Regions from separate parts of the Homo sapiens genome. Here regions 1 and 3 are each linked to region 2. The links are chromatin contacts, found by Hi-C or POLR2A ChIA-PET in ENCODE. All regions are on one chromosome and are shown on one strand. The core of a region is the stretch at or near the end of the contact, and the rest is flanking DNA. Distances in the headings are between cores, read along the strand shown.

What was found. A loop is a pair of places that touch in the nucleus more often than their neighbours do. ChIA-PET counts read pairs that join two places held with the same protein, here RNA polymerase II (POLR2A). Pooled maps may share reads with other maps.
Region 1: a loop to region 2 is called in a pooled map, with 2.7 times the contacts of the local background. The contact joins the promoter of SMIM24 here to the enhancer-like site in region 2. A Hi-C loop is called at or near these places in 1 of 50 pooled maps. POLR2A ChIA-PET finds 5 or more read pairs at or near these places in 2 of 52 experiments (activated CD4-positive, alpha-beta T cell and common myeloid progenitor, CD34-positive).
Region 3: POLR2A ChIA-PET joins it to region 2 with 11 read pairs in H1. The contact joins the promoter of ZFR2 here to the enhancer-like site in region 2. POLR2A ChIA-PET finds 5 or more read pairs at or near these places in 2 of 52 experiments (H1 and HEK293).

Annotation. Positions count from the first base shown.
Region 1 is chr19:3,479,274-3,483,198 of GRCh38, reverse strand. SMIM24 (small integral membrane protein 24) reads left to right here and starts at 2,674. Exons shown (of 4, transcript NM_001136503.2): 1 at 2,674-2,802. The coding sequence starts at 2,736. It overlaps SMIM44 (small integral membrane protein 44), which reads left to right. Exons shown (of 2, transcript NM_001395954.1): 2 at 148-1,089. The coding sequence ends at 395. LOC105372246 (a long non-coding RNA gene) reads right to left here and starts at 221. Exons shown (of 5, transcript XR_936264.2): 1 at 1-221.
Region 2 is chr19:3,686,606-3,690,309 of GRCh38, reverse strand. The region is part of intron 1 of PIP5K1C (phosphatidylinositol-4-phosphate 5-kinase type 1 gamma); the gene reads left to right. Among named protein-coding and RNA genes, the nearest start is that of PIP5K1C, 12 kb to the left of the region's middle. RefSeq lists enhancers at 912-991, 1,002-1,071 and silencers at 1,884-1,933, 1,954-2,163, 2,184-2,383. Within about 2 kb of position 2,454, at least 9 of the 41 ENCODE cell types and tissues checked have a DNase peak (open chromatin) inside an H3K27ac peak, as active enhancers do.
Region 3 is chr19:3,866,838-3,870,520 of GRCh38, reverse strand. It overlaps ZFR2 (zinc finger RNA binding protein 2), which reads left to right and starts at 1,483. Exons shown (of 19, transcript NM_015174.2): 1 at 1,483-1,556. The coding sequence starts at 1,504.

The sequences.
Region 1 (3,925 bases), core at 1,425-3,924, 210 kb after region 2:
AGCTGCCCCCACCGAAACCCAGCTGGGGCCGATGCTGGGTCACCCTGGGTGGGTGGTCAGGGGATCCTAGTGCTTCTCCTAGCTGAGGAGGGGACAGAGGAGGGTGGCCGGGGCCGGGGAGTTGCCTCACCAGCTCCCTTGCCGCAGACTGGGCGTTTGGCCCGAAGCCAGACCAGGAGGCCGCACCCCGGGAGCTGCGCCCCAGCCTGACCGGCGAGGACTTGGAGGGGCTGGACCTGCAGCTGGCCCTGGCCTGGCAGGGCGAGGAGGACGCCGGCGGGGGTGGGGAGGGAGCCCCCTCTGAACCCCCGCCTCCCCCGGAGCCCCGCCGCCCCTCCATTGCCTTCAAGGACCCCCCATCCCGAAGCTCCTTCTGGAAGCTGATGGCAACTTGAATCCTGAATCCGGGTTCCGGACGCTTTGGCGGTCGTGTAGACAGAACTTACGCGCGCCGGAGCCCTTTCTGCAAACCCTGAGCTGCCCGGTCGCAGCGGACGGCTTTCTCCTTCCCAGCCGGCAGGTTCCGGGGGTTGGACGCTGGCGACTTTCACATACGCAGAGCCTGCCCGGCTCAGCCTCAGCCAAGCCGTCAGCAAACTGTGAATTAGAAACACTAGGGCGATTTAAAACGTTGTAATATTATCGGCCAACCTTACCGAGTGCTTAGCGTGTACCTGCTGCTGTGCAGAGCAGGCTTTTTCTATGCAGTATCTCATTTAATCCTCCGAGGTAGGACTGATCGCCCCCACTTAACAGATGGGGAAACCGAGGCACGCAGTGATGAAGTGGCTTCGCCAAGGTCTCAGAGCACAGAGTGCTTTTCTCAGAAAAAGCCCAGACAACTGACTGACTTTGGAGGGCAGGATCTCCAAGGCGGGTCCTGCCCCCACCCCCTCTGCTGGGCTCCCCTACCTCCAAATCTTCTCCAGCCCCCGCCTCGGCTGCTGGGTTTGCTTGTCTCTGGGGGGTGGTCCTGACTTCCTAATCAGATCGAGAGCTCCCAGACAGCACCAAGGCCTCCTTCTCTTCCAAGCCCTGCACAAGACGGGATACACAGTCAGAGTTTAATAGATGCCTGCCTGGCTGGTTCAAGCAGACCTGTGGCCATCCTGGGGCTGGGATGTGTGAGCCCCATCCTGCTGAGTGGCCGGTCTGCTCAGCGGTCATCCGCAGACCTCCGGAAGAGAGGAAGTGACAGCGACTCAGCAGGCGCTCCATAAACACCTGTGCGATGACGCCGGGCCTTCCTACCACTCGTCTGGGCCATGGCTGCTCCCGTGTCAGCTGGGGCGGGGTCCCCCTTCGCCCGGGCAGGGCCCACTATCTAATCAGCCGAGGGACCAAGGTTGAGGACAGGAGAGCCTGGAGCCTGAGTCATCAACGCTCCCGGGCATCCCCACGTGAGAGCGTCCCGGTTTGCAGGTGGACCACGGGCATGTGGCCTCTGCACACCTTCCCTGTCCCTGTGTGCTCCCATGGCTGCTTGTGGGTCCTCAGGGGCCAAGAGCCTGGGCGAGGCAGGATAAGCTGGGGGCGAGGCAGACCCGGCTTCAAATCCCAGGTCAGACCTGCTGCGTGACCTTGACTTTCCTGGGCACAATGAGACCGGCACCATTTCACGGGGTGTTAAGAAAAGGAAATGCGATCTGTGAAATTGCCGAGCACGGAGCCTCATGTGTACTCTGAGAGCACAAAAGGTGACTCTCAAATTTGCTTTGAGAGACAAGGTCTTGTTCTGTTGCCCAGGCTGGAGTGCGGTGGTGCATGCAGTGGTGCAGTCGTAGCTCGCTGCAGCCTCGAACTCCTGGGCTCAAGCGATCCTCTCACCTCAGTCTCTTTGAGTAGCTGAGACTACAGGTGCAGGCCACCATGCTCAGCTAAGTTTTACATTTTTTATTTTAGAGACGGGAGGAGGTTGGTCTGGAACTCCTGGCCTCAAGCGATTCTCCCGCCTTAGCCTCCCAGAGTGCTGGGATTACAGGCGTGAGACACTGTACCCAGCCTTGGTAACTCTTTGTATTTCTAATTTTTTTTATTTCCTTTGAGACAGGGTCTTCCTCTGTCACCCAGGCTGGAGTGCGGTGGTGCGGCCATAACTGGCTGCAGCCTCAAACTCCTGGGCTCAAGTGATCCTCCCACTTCAGCACACCCTAGTAGCTGGGCCTGCAGGTGCCCGCCGCGCCTGGCTAATTTTTCTATTTTTGTAGAGGTAGGGCTTGACTAAGTTGCCCAGGTTAGGCTCAAGGATCTGCCCGCGTTGGCCTCTCAATGTAGTGGGATTACAGGTGTGAGGCACTGGGTGGGCGCACCCTTCTTAAGATATTCCAGTTGTATTTGTGAGTTCCCCCTGTGTCCAGAGTGGCACGGGGCCTGGGCCGGGACGGGAGGTCGCAGCCATCTCAGCTCAGCCCCTGCAGCAGGGATCACAAAGGGGTGGCCCTGAGGCTGATGGTCCCCAGGGCAGGGTGCAGGGAGGAGGGACTCCCTCAGTTAATTGTTACACAGGTCCAGAGTCTGGCCTCCCGGAGGGAGAGCGATGGGGCAGGAGCTGGCAGGGGAGGGGCAGGATGCCCAATCAGGTGGTGCCAGGGGCGGGCCCCGCTCCCAGGTCTCAGGCATCCCCCGCCCGGGGACCGCCTGTGCCTTATCACGGGGAGGCAGGGCCTCGCCCACACCAAACCTGTGGACGCCGACCCGGGACCGCCGCTGGCTGGCTGCTGGCTCACTCGACCGTCATGGAGACCCTGGGGGCCCTTCTGGTGCTGGAGTTTCTGCTCCTCTCCCCGGTGGAGGCCCAGCAGGGTAGGTGCAGGGGGGCGGGAGGGGGCGTCGCGGGATAGGGGAGTTGGTCAGGTGATCACCATCTCCCAATTTTCCATGGCGAGAAAAAGGAGAGGGGGCAGGAAGAAAAGGAAGAGTGGCTTGGAGGCCCTTCTCAACCCCCGCAGTACCGCCCGGCCTCCCTCTCGCTGGGCTCTGCCCTCCTCTGTAAGGGACCCCCCACCGCCCACCCGAGCCTTTCCCCTCTCCAGCCCTTCTGAGCACACCTGGCTGAACCCCCCGCCTTGAGCTCGGCCCCACTCTGAGCTCGGGCCTCCTTTACAAGCCCCTCCCCATCTGAGTCCCCGCCTCTTTTGTGAACCGCTCCTTCTCACTCCTCCTCCTTTATAAACCCCTCCCCGAGCCCCTCCTCCTCTGTAAGCCCCTCCCCTCTGGGCTCCTCCTTCTTTATAAGCCCCTCCCCCTGAGCCTCTGCCTCCTCTATAAGCCCCTCTCCCTCTGAGCCCCCTAGTTCACAAGCCTCTCCCCATCCGAGCCCCTTCCTCCTTTGTAAGCACCTCCTTCTCACTCTCCCTCCTTTATAAACCCCTCCCCGAGTCCCTCCTCCTCTGTAAGCCCCTCCCCTCTGAGCTCCTCCTTCTTTATAAGCCCCTCCCCCTGAGCCTCTGCCTCCTCTACAAGCCCCTCCCACTCTGAGCCCCCTAGTTCACAAGCCCCTCCCCATCTGAGCCTCTTCCTCCTCTGTAAGCCCCTCCTTCTCACTCATCCTTTATAGACCCCTCCCTGAGCCCCTCGTCTGTTGTAAGCCCCTCCCCTCTGAGCTCCTCCTTCTTTATAAGCCCCTCCTCCTGAGCCTCTGCCGCCTTTATAAGCCCCTCCCACTCTGAGACCCTCTCCCCTTATAAGCACCTCCCCTCTGAGCTCCTCCTTTATAAGCCCCTCCCTCTAAGCCTCTGCCTCCTTTTATAAGCTCCCCCCAACAGCTCCTCTGTTGTAAGCCCCAACCCCCCAGACTCTTCTTTATAAGCCCTCCCCATCTGAGCCACCTCCTCCTTCATAAGCCCCTCCCCTGAGCTTGTTCTCCTTTATAAACCCCACCCCTGAGCCACTCCTTTGTCATAAGCCCCGCCCTTCTGAGGTCCGC
Region 2 (3,704 bases), core at 1,205-3,704:
GCCTGGGCTGGTCTCGAGCTCCTGGCCTCAAGTGATCCTCTTGCCTTGGCTTCTCGATGTGCTGGGGTTACAGGTGTGAGCCAGTGCGCCCAGCCTATTTCTGGACTTTTTATTCTGCTCCACTCCTCTGCCTTTACCTTCATGCTACAGCCATGTCTCGTCTTGAACAAATGATAACATGTTCACAGTTAAAAAAAAAAAAAGTAATCAGACTTGCAGTGAGTAAAAAGTGAGTCCCACCTCACCCTCTCCATCTCTGTGGAGATAATGACTGTCACCCCAGGTGTTTCTCTGGCCCATACACTTGGGGCTCAGATTATATTAGGCTATTAAAAATAGTTTATTTGGAAAGCTTTCCAGCCTATAGAAGGGGCAAGAATGCTACAGTGAAGACCTGTACAGCCCGCACAGAGATCCACCAGCTGCTAACGTTTTGCCATGTCTTTATCATTCTGTGTGTGGGGGGGGAGTGTACGTTAGTGTGTGCAAGTTTGTGTGTGTGAGAGTGCATGTGAGTTAGTGTGTGTGTGTTAGCGTGTGCGTGTGTGATTATGTCAGGCCATTTGCGTGTTGATTGCTGGCATGGTACCTCTCTGCCTGAAGCAGCCAGTTCCATTATTTGTGGTAGTTCTTTATTTTATTTTAATTATTTTATTTTTTTGAGACGGAGTTTTGCCCTCTCGTCCAGGCTGGAGTGCAGTGGCGCGATCTCAGCTCACCGAAACCTCTGTCTTCCGGTTTCAAGCAATTCTGCTGCCTCAGCCTCCCAAGTAGCTGGGATTACAGGCGCCCGCCACCACACCCGGCTAATTTTTGTATTTTTAGTAGAGACAGGGTTTCACCATGTTGGCCAGGTGGGTCTCGAACTCCTGACCTTGTGATCCAGCCACCTCAGCCTCCCAAAGTGCTGGGGTTACAGGCATGAGCCACTGCGCCAGGCCTGTTTGTGGTAGTTCCTTTGTGAAGCTGCTGCAGACACTTCAGGCGCACACTGAGCCCTGGCTCCAGGGGAAACCCAAGGTCGGGTTCCTGTGAGCCTCTGGGCATGATGTTTCCATCAGCCAGTCGATACGTGACCTTGTTGTATGTTCGTTTTTATTTCAAGGCGTGTTATTTTAGGGCTGGGTGCGGTGGCTCACACCTGTAATCCCAGCACTTTGGGAGGCTGAGGTGGGAGAATAACTGGATTACTGAGCCCAGGAGTTTGAGGCTGCAGTGAGCCGTGATTGCACCACTGCACTCCAGCCTGGGCGACAGAGTGAGATCCTAAGAAAATTTTAAAGACACCCGTGTTGTTGATTTATCCACAGGGAGCTCACAGACCATAGGCCGCGTGCGCCAAGCCCCCCCCACCCCCCAGCCCCATCCCGGGCACTCTCCCAGGCCCCCGCCCATTTGCAGGCTGTGTTGGGGACAAGGCTGGAAGGGGGACCGGGGGCATGTATTCGGCTGTGTGGGGGCTCAAAAACGGGGTGGGGGGCCATGGCGACGTGGGTGTGGGTCCCCCTCCCCCGGCCCACCAGCTCGGTGTGTCTCTCGCTCTCGTTCTCCCCCCACTCTCCTCTCTCTCTCTCTCTTTCCGCTCTCAGTCCTGTTTGAGCAAAGCTTCTCTCACTACGGGTTTCTCCATGGGGCTCATCCGGGTCTCTAGCCCTGAGGGACACGAAACCACCTGAGGACAATGCCTGGGGGGGCAATTTCAGCAGCAGAATCACCAGCAAAACCGCAAAAAACACACGCGGCTCTCAGTGGACCAGGGAAAGGCCAGGTGCTCACAGCAGGAGTTGAAACCAGGGGGCGAGGGTGGCCTCACCGGAGCTGCCTGGGGACGTGTGTGCCCCAGAGTCCTGGGGGTGCTGCCCTGGAAATAGCCTTCCGGTCTTCTAGATCCCTCCCCGCCCACAGCAGGGGGCCAGAGGCCGTCCCCCCCTCGCAGGTGAGGAACAGGAGCTCCTGCGGGCTCCCCTGCGGCACCCCGCTCTGTTTCCCACCACGGCCTAACCTCAGGCTCTGGAAGGAATTCCCTTCAGGGACACTGTACTCCCCGGAGGGACGCTGCGCCCCTGGAGGACAGGGACGCTGGGGAGCCAGCCGCGAGGGGCGTCCACCTCTGCTGTGCTGGAGACGGAGCGCGCAAGGAGGTGGGGACCACGCGCAGACCCTGGCTGCGGGAGCCTCAGCTCGGGGCCCATCAGGATCTCCCGCAGCCCGCACGGGCCGGGCTTCCCCCAGGGGCTGGCGTGTGCTCTGTGCACCCTGACCCATCCCGTCGGCCCCGCCACCTGCGGGCTGGCCACGCCCCACAGCCTCCTGCCCCGGCCCGCCCGGGAGCTTGGTGCTGAGAGTGGAGCCTCTTTCTCCCTGGACATTGGGGCCCTGGGAAACGACCCAACACCTCAGGGCCTGCGGAGTTCTGGATGCTCCGCCCGCCTGCGCAGAGCTTCCTGTTTACCGGCCTGGCTCCTGCCCGCCCACCTGCTGCGGGGAAAGCGATCACTCTATGCCCTGCGGGGAGCACCCGGCAGGGAGAAGGGAGAAGGGGCAAGGAAGAGGGGCGGCCTACTACTCGGGTGGACCCCAGGCTGTCCCTCCACCGTGCTGGGGTCCCCCAGGTGTACCCTCCCCTCCAGCCACCTCACCCCTTCCTTGCTGTGTCCCGCAGGTGTTCTGTGGTGTCCTCTGAGGGCCTGTGCGTGTGTGTGCGTGTATGCATGTGTGTATCTGCATGTGTGTGCGTGTGCATGTGTGTGCGTGTGCATGTGTGCATGTATGTGTGTGCGTGTGCATGTGTGCATGTATGTGCATGTGTGCGTGTATGTGCGTCTGTGTCCCCTTCCCACAGGCCCTCACCGCTCCCTGCACCTGTGGGTCCTTTCTTCCTTTCCTGCCCTGTTGGGACATATTCCTTATTGCACACTTGGACTTCTTTCTTAAATTCTTTTCTTTTTGAGACTGAGTCTCAGTCTGCCACCCAGGCTGGAGTGCAGTGGCGCAGTCTCGGCTCACTGCAACCTCCGCCTCCCAGGTTCAAGCAATTCTCCTATCTCAGCCTCCTGAGTAGCTGGGACTACAGGCATGTGCCACCATGCCTGGCTAATTTTTTTTGTTTTTGTTTTGAGTCGGAGTCTCACTCTTTTCACCCAGGCTGGAGTGCAGTGGCATGATCTCAGCCCACTGCAACGTCTGCCTCCCGGGTTCAAGCCAATCTTCTTCTTCAGCTTCCAGAGTAGCTGGGATTATAGGTGTGCACCACTATGCCCGGCTAATTTTTGTGTTTTTAGTAGGGACAGGGTTTTACCATGTTGGCCAGGCTGCTCTCGAACTGCCGACCTTAGGCTATCCACCTGCCTCGGCCTCCCAAAGTGCTGGGATTACCGGTGTGAGCCACTGCACCTGGCCTTGATCTGTTTTTTTCTTTGCTTGCTTATGCTTTTGGTGTTTATTTAAGAAATTGTTGCCTAATCCAAGGTCACAAAGATTTATTACCCCATTTTCTTAAGTAGTTTTATAGTTTTAGCTATTACATTCATTCCAGTTTGTAATTATTTTATTTTATTTTATTTTATTTTATTTTATTTATTTATTTATTTTGAGACGGAGTTTCGCTCCTGTTGCCCAGGCTGGAGTGCAATGGTGCGATCTCGGTTCACCACAAGCTCCACCTCCTGGGTTCAAGTGATTCTCCTGCCTCAGCCTCCTGAGTA
Region 3 (3,683 bases), core at 234-2,733, 180 kb before region 2:
TCCTCTCCCTCTCCTCTTTTATTATTTATTTATTTATTTTTTTATTTTTTATTTTTTTATTTTTTTGAGACGGTGTATTGCTCTGTTGCCCAGGCTGGAGTACAGTGGTGTGATCTCGGCTCGCTGCATCCTCCACCTCCTGGGTTAGGTAATTCTCCTGCCTCAGCCTCCCGAGTAGCTGGGATTACAGGTGTGCCCCACCACGCCTGGCTAATTTTTTTTTTTGTATTTTTAGTAGAGACAGGGTTTTGCCATGTTGGCTAGGCTGCTCTTGAACTCCTGACCTTGGGTGAGCTGCCCACCTCGCCTTCCCAAAGTGCTGGGATTACAGGCGTGAGCCACCACGCCCAGCCCTTTCTTTCTTTTCTCTTTTTTGAGACAGGGTCTCACTCTGGAGTGCAGTGGTACAGTCACAGATCACTGCAGCCTTGACAGCCCAGGCTCAAGTGATCCTCCCACCTTAGCCTCCTGAGTAGCTGGGACCACAGGCATGTACCACCATGACCAGCTAATTAAAAAAAAATTGTAGAAACAGGGTCTTGCTATGTTGCCCAGGCTAGTCTCAAAGTCCTAGGGCTCAAGATCCTCCTGCCTCCGCCTCTCAAAATGTTGGGATTACAGACGTGAGCCACTGTGCCCGGCCTATCATTTATTTATATCACGTTGTGAACACAGGAGGCAGAGACCATGGGGGCCTTCTGAAGAGTCATTCTGAGGCTAGATGCAGTGGCTCACGTCTGTAATCCCAGCACTTTTGGAGGCCAAGGCAAGATTATTTGAGGCCAGGAGTTCAACATCAGCCTGGGCAACATAGCAAGACACTGTCTCTACAAAAAATTTAAAAATTAGCTGGCTGTGGTGGTGGTGGGGCTTGAGCAGAGACCTCCACATCTGAGTGGTTAAAGAGAAGGTGGGGCTCGGAGACAGAGGTAGGGCTTGTGCAGAGACCATATCTGAGCAGGTAAAGGGAAGGCGGGGCTCCGAGAAAGAGGCGGGGCTTGTGGCATGGGTGGGGCTTGAGCAGAGACCTCCACACCTGAATGGTTAAAGGGAAGGTACGGTTCCAAAAAAAGGCGGGGCTTGTGGCATGGGTGGGGGTTGAGCAGAGATCACATCTGAGTGGGTAAAGGGAAGGCAGGGCTCTGAGTAAGAGGCGGGGCTTGTAGCATGGGCGGGACTTGATCAGATACCACCACATCTGAGTGGTTAAAGGGAATGTGGGGCTCCGAGAAAGAGGCAGGGCTTCTAGCATGGGCGGGGCTTGAGCAGAGACCTCCACATTTGAGTGGTTAAGAGGAGGGCGGGGCTCTGCGTAGGAGGCGGGGCCTCGGGGCAGGTGTGGTCGCGGGGCGGTGTCTCCCTAGCCTAAGAGAAGGAAGCGAGAAGGTGAGGGCTTCGCGCAGGGGGCGGAGCTTGGGGCGCGTGGCCAGGCGCGAGCGGCACGCGGCTCGGGGGCGGGGCGGGTGACGTCGCGGGTCCGCCAGGCTCGGGGAAGACGCCAAGATGGCGACGAGTCAGTATTTCGACTTCGCGCAGGGCGGCGGCCCGCAGTACAGGTAACTGCCCCGCCGCGCCAGCCCCCGCCAGTCCCGGCCCCTGCAGCCTGGCCGGGACCCCGCCTACCCCTTCTCCCGCCGCGTGCGCCCGGCCCGGCCCCAGTCCCAGCCCCAACCTGGAACCCCGGCCTGAGGGAAGCCGCGGCGCCGGGAGAAGCAGGCGGGGCGGCCTCAGGTTAGGCACCGGGCGGGATGCGGGCTCCGGGGCTCCGGCTGAGACGTCTCTGCAGCCAACGGTGTCTGTCGGCGGGAGCGGGAGGGGGCTCCTGAAGTGGGAGGGGGCCTGGGTTTGGGCCTGGGCCTGTGCGGGGTCGGGGGGGTCAGCCCCTGATGGGGGCGCCACGAGGAGGGCAGCGAGAGGGGACAGACCCGGGCGGGGGGTGGGTGGTCTGACCGAGGAGGGGAGGGGACGGAACTGACCCAATGCAGGGAGGAGACCTGGGAGGTGCCTGGCCGGGGAGTGGGTGGGGATGGGCAGAGGGGAGCTGACCCCTGATTGCTGGTAGGGGAAGAGAAGACACAGACCTAGGAGGGTGTCTGGCTGGGCAGGAGGAGGGGAAGGGCAGAGGGGCATTGACCCCCGATTGCGGGGGGAGGAGAAGACACAGACCTGGGAGGGTGCCTGGCCGGGCAGGGGGATGGACAGAGGGTAGCTGACCCCCGATTACTTGTAGGGGAGGAGAAAACAGAGATCAGCGAGGGTTCCTGGCTGGGCAGGAGGAAGCCACAGTCGAGGGGTGAGGAATTGGCCCCTGATGGGGGTAAGAGAGAAGACAGAAACCTGGGAGGGTGTCTGGCTGGACAGGGGGAGAGCTAGAGCGGAGCTGACCCCGATTGCTGGTAGGGGGAGAGAATTCAGACCTGGGAGGGTGTCTGGCTGGGCAGGAGGAGGGGAAGGGCAGAGGGGCGTTAATCCCCGATTGCTGGAGGAGGAGAAGGCAGAGACCTGGGAAGTTTCCCGACTGGGCAGGGGGCAGCAACATTCGAGTGTGGAGGGCACTGACCCCTGATGGTGGGGGTAGGAGAGAAGGCAGAGACCTGGGAGGGTACCTAGCAGGCAGGGGCAGAGACCTGGGGTGGGGTGTGGAGTAGGGGTGGGAACCTGACCCCTGATGTGGGGTGGAGGAGAGAAGACAGAGACCTGGGAGGTTACCCCAGGGAGGGGCGGAAACCGAGGTTGGTGGGGAACTGAGGCCTGACTGGGGAAGGGGGACAGAGACTTGGCGGGAAGCCAGTATTATGTGGGAGGAGGTCCTGAGGTCAAATAAGAGGGTGGGCACCTGGGTTTCCAGGGAACTGGGACCCTGCTGGGACAGTGAGGAGGGAGAAAGGGCCCTGAGTGTTGTGATATTTAAGATCCTTTTCTAGGTCTTAAATATGTGGTCGTTTGGGAGGGGAGGGAGAGAAAGGATCCTGGAGGAGAGATGGCAGGGGATGGGGACACACTGGGAACTGGCCAGGGGCAGAAGGGCTCAGAGGGTAGGGACACACACGGGGTAAGTTTGTGCCCCAAGTGTACAAACACACACTCTACACTGTTCTCCCAGGCCTGCTCCTCGGAGCATCTCTGCTATCTTCAGCCCGTCCATCTGCCCCCAAGACTGGAGTCCCAGTCCGGGAGCCAGGGCTGGCATCTCTGAGGGGACCAGATTCCCCCCCCAACAGTTGATCATTTCCGCGTGTCACCCTTGTGTTAGTTTCCAGCTGGTAGCTTGCTATAACCTTGTTTCTCACAGTCCCTGCTGAGCCCCCACAGATACAAACCACCCCTTGGGCACCTCATAGAGGGGCCTCTGCTGAGCTCAGGGGGGTCTTTGCCCCCCGCGGTGTTCCTACTGCATTTCAGCACATGGAAGAGAGATCCAGGCTGGTGTTTCAGCTTCCCGCGGTGGAGCGGCAGTGCCGACCCTTCCACCAGTGCTGTGATATTGCTGTGCCCTTTCTAATGGAATCACAAAGAGAAACCACCCAGGGCTTGGAAACCAGGGCTGTGGGAATGAGGAGTGCATCTGTTTCCTGCACTCGGAGTGGTTTCTCTGGTGGAGTATTTGACTAGTAATGGATTTCCTATTAGGGAAAGAATCTATGACCTGCTGATTTCCCAGAATGGAGCATTTAATTTTTATT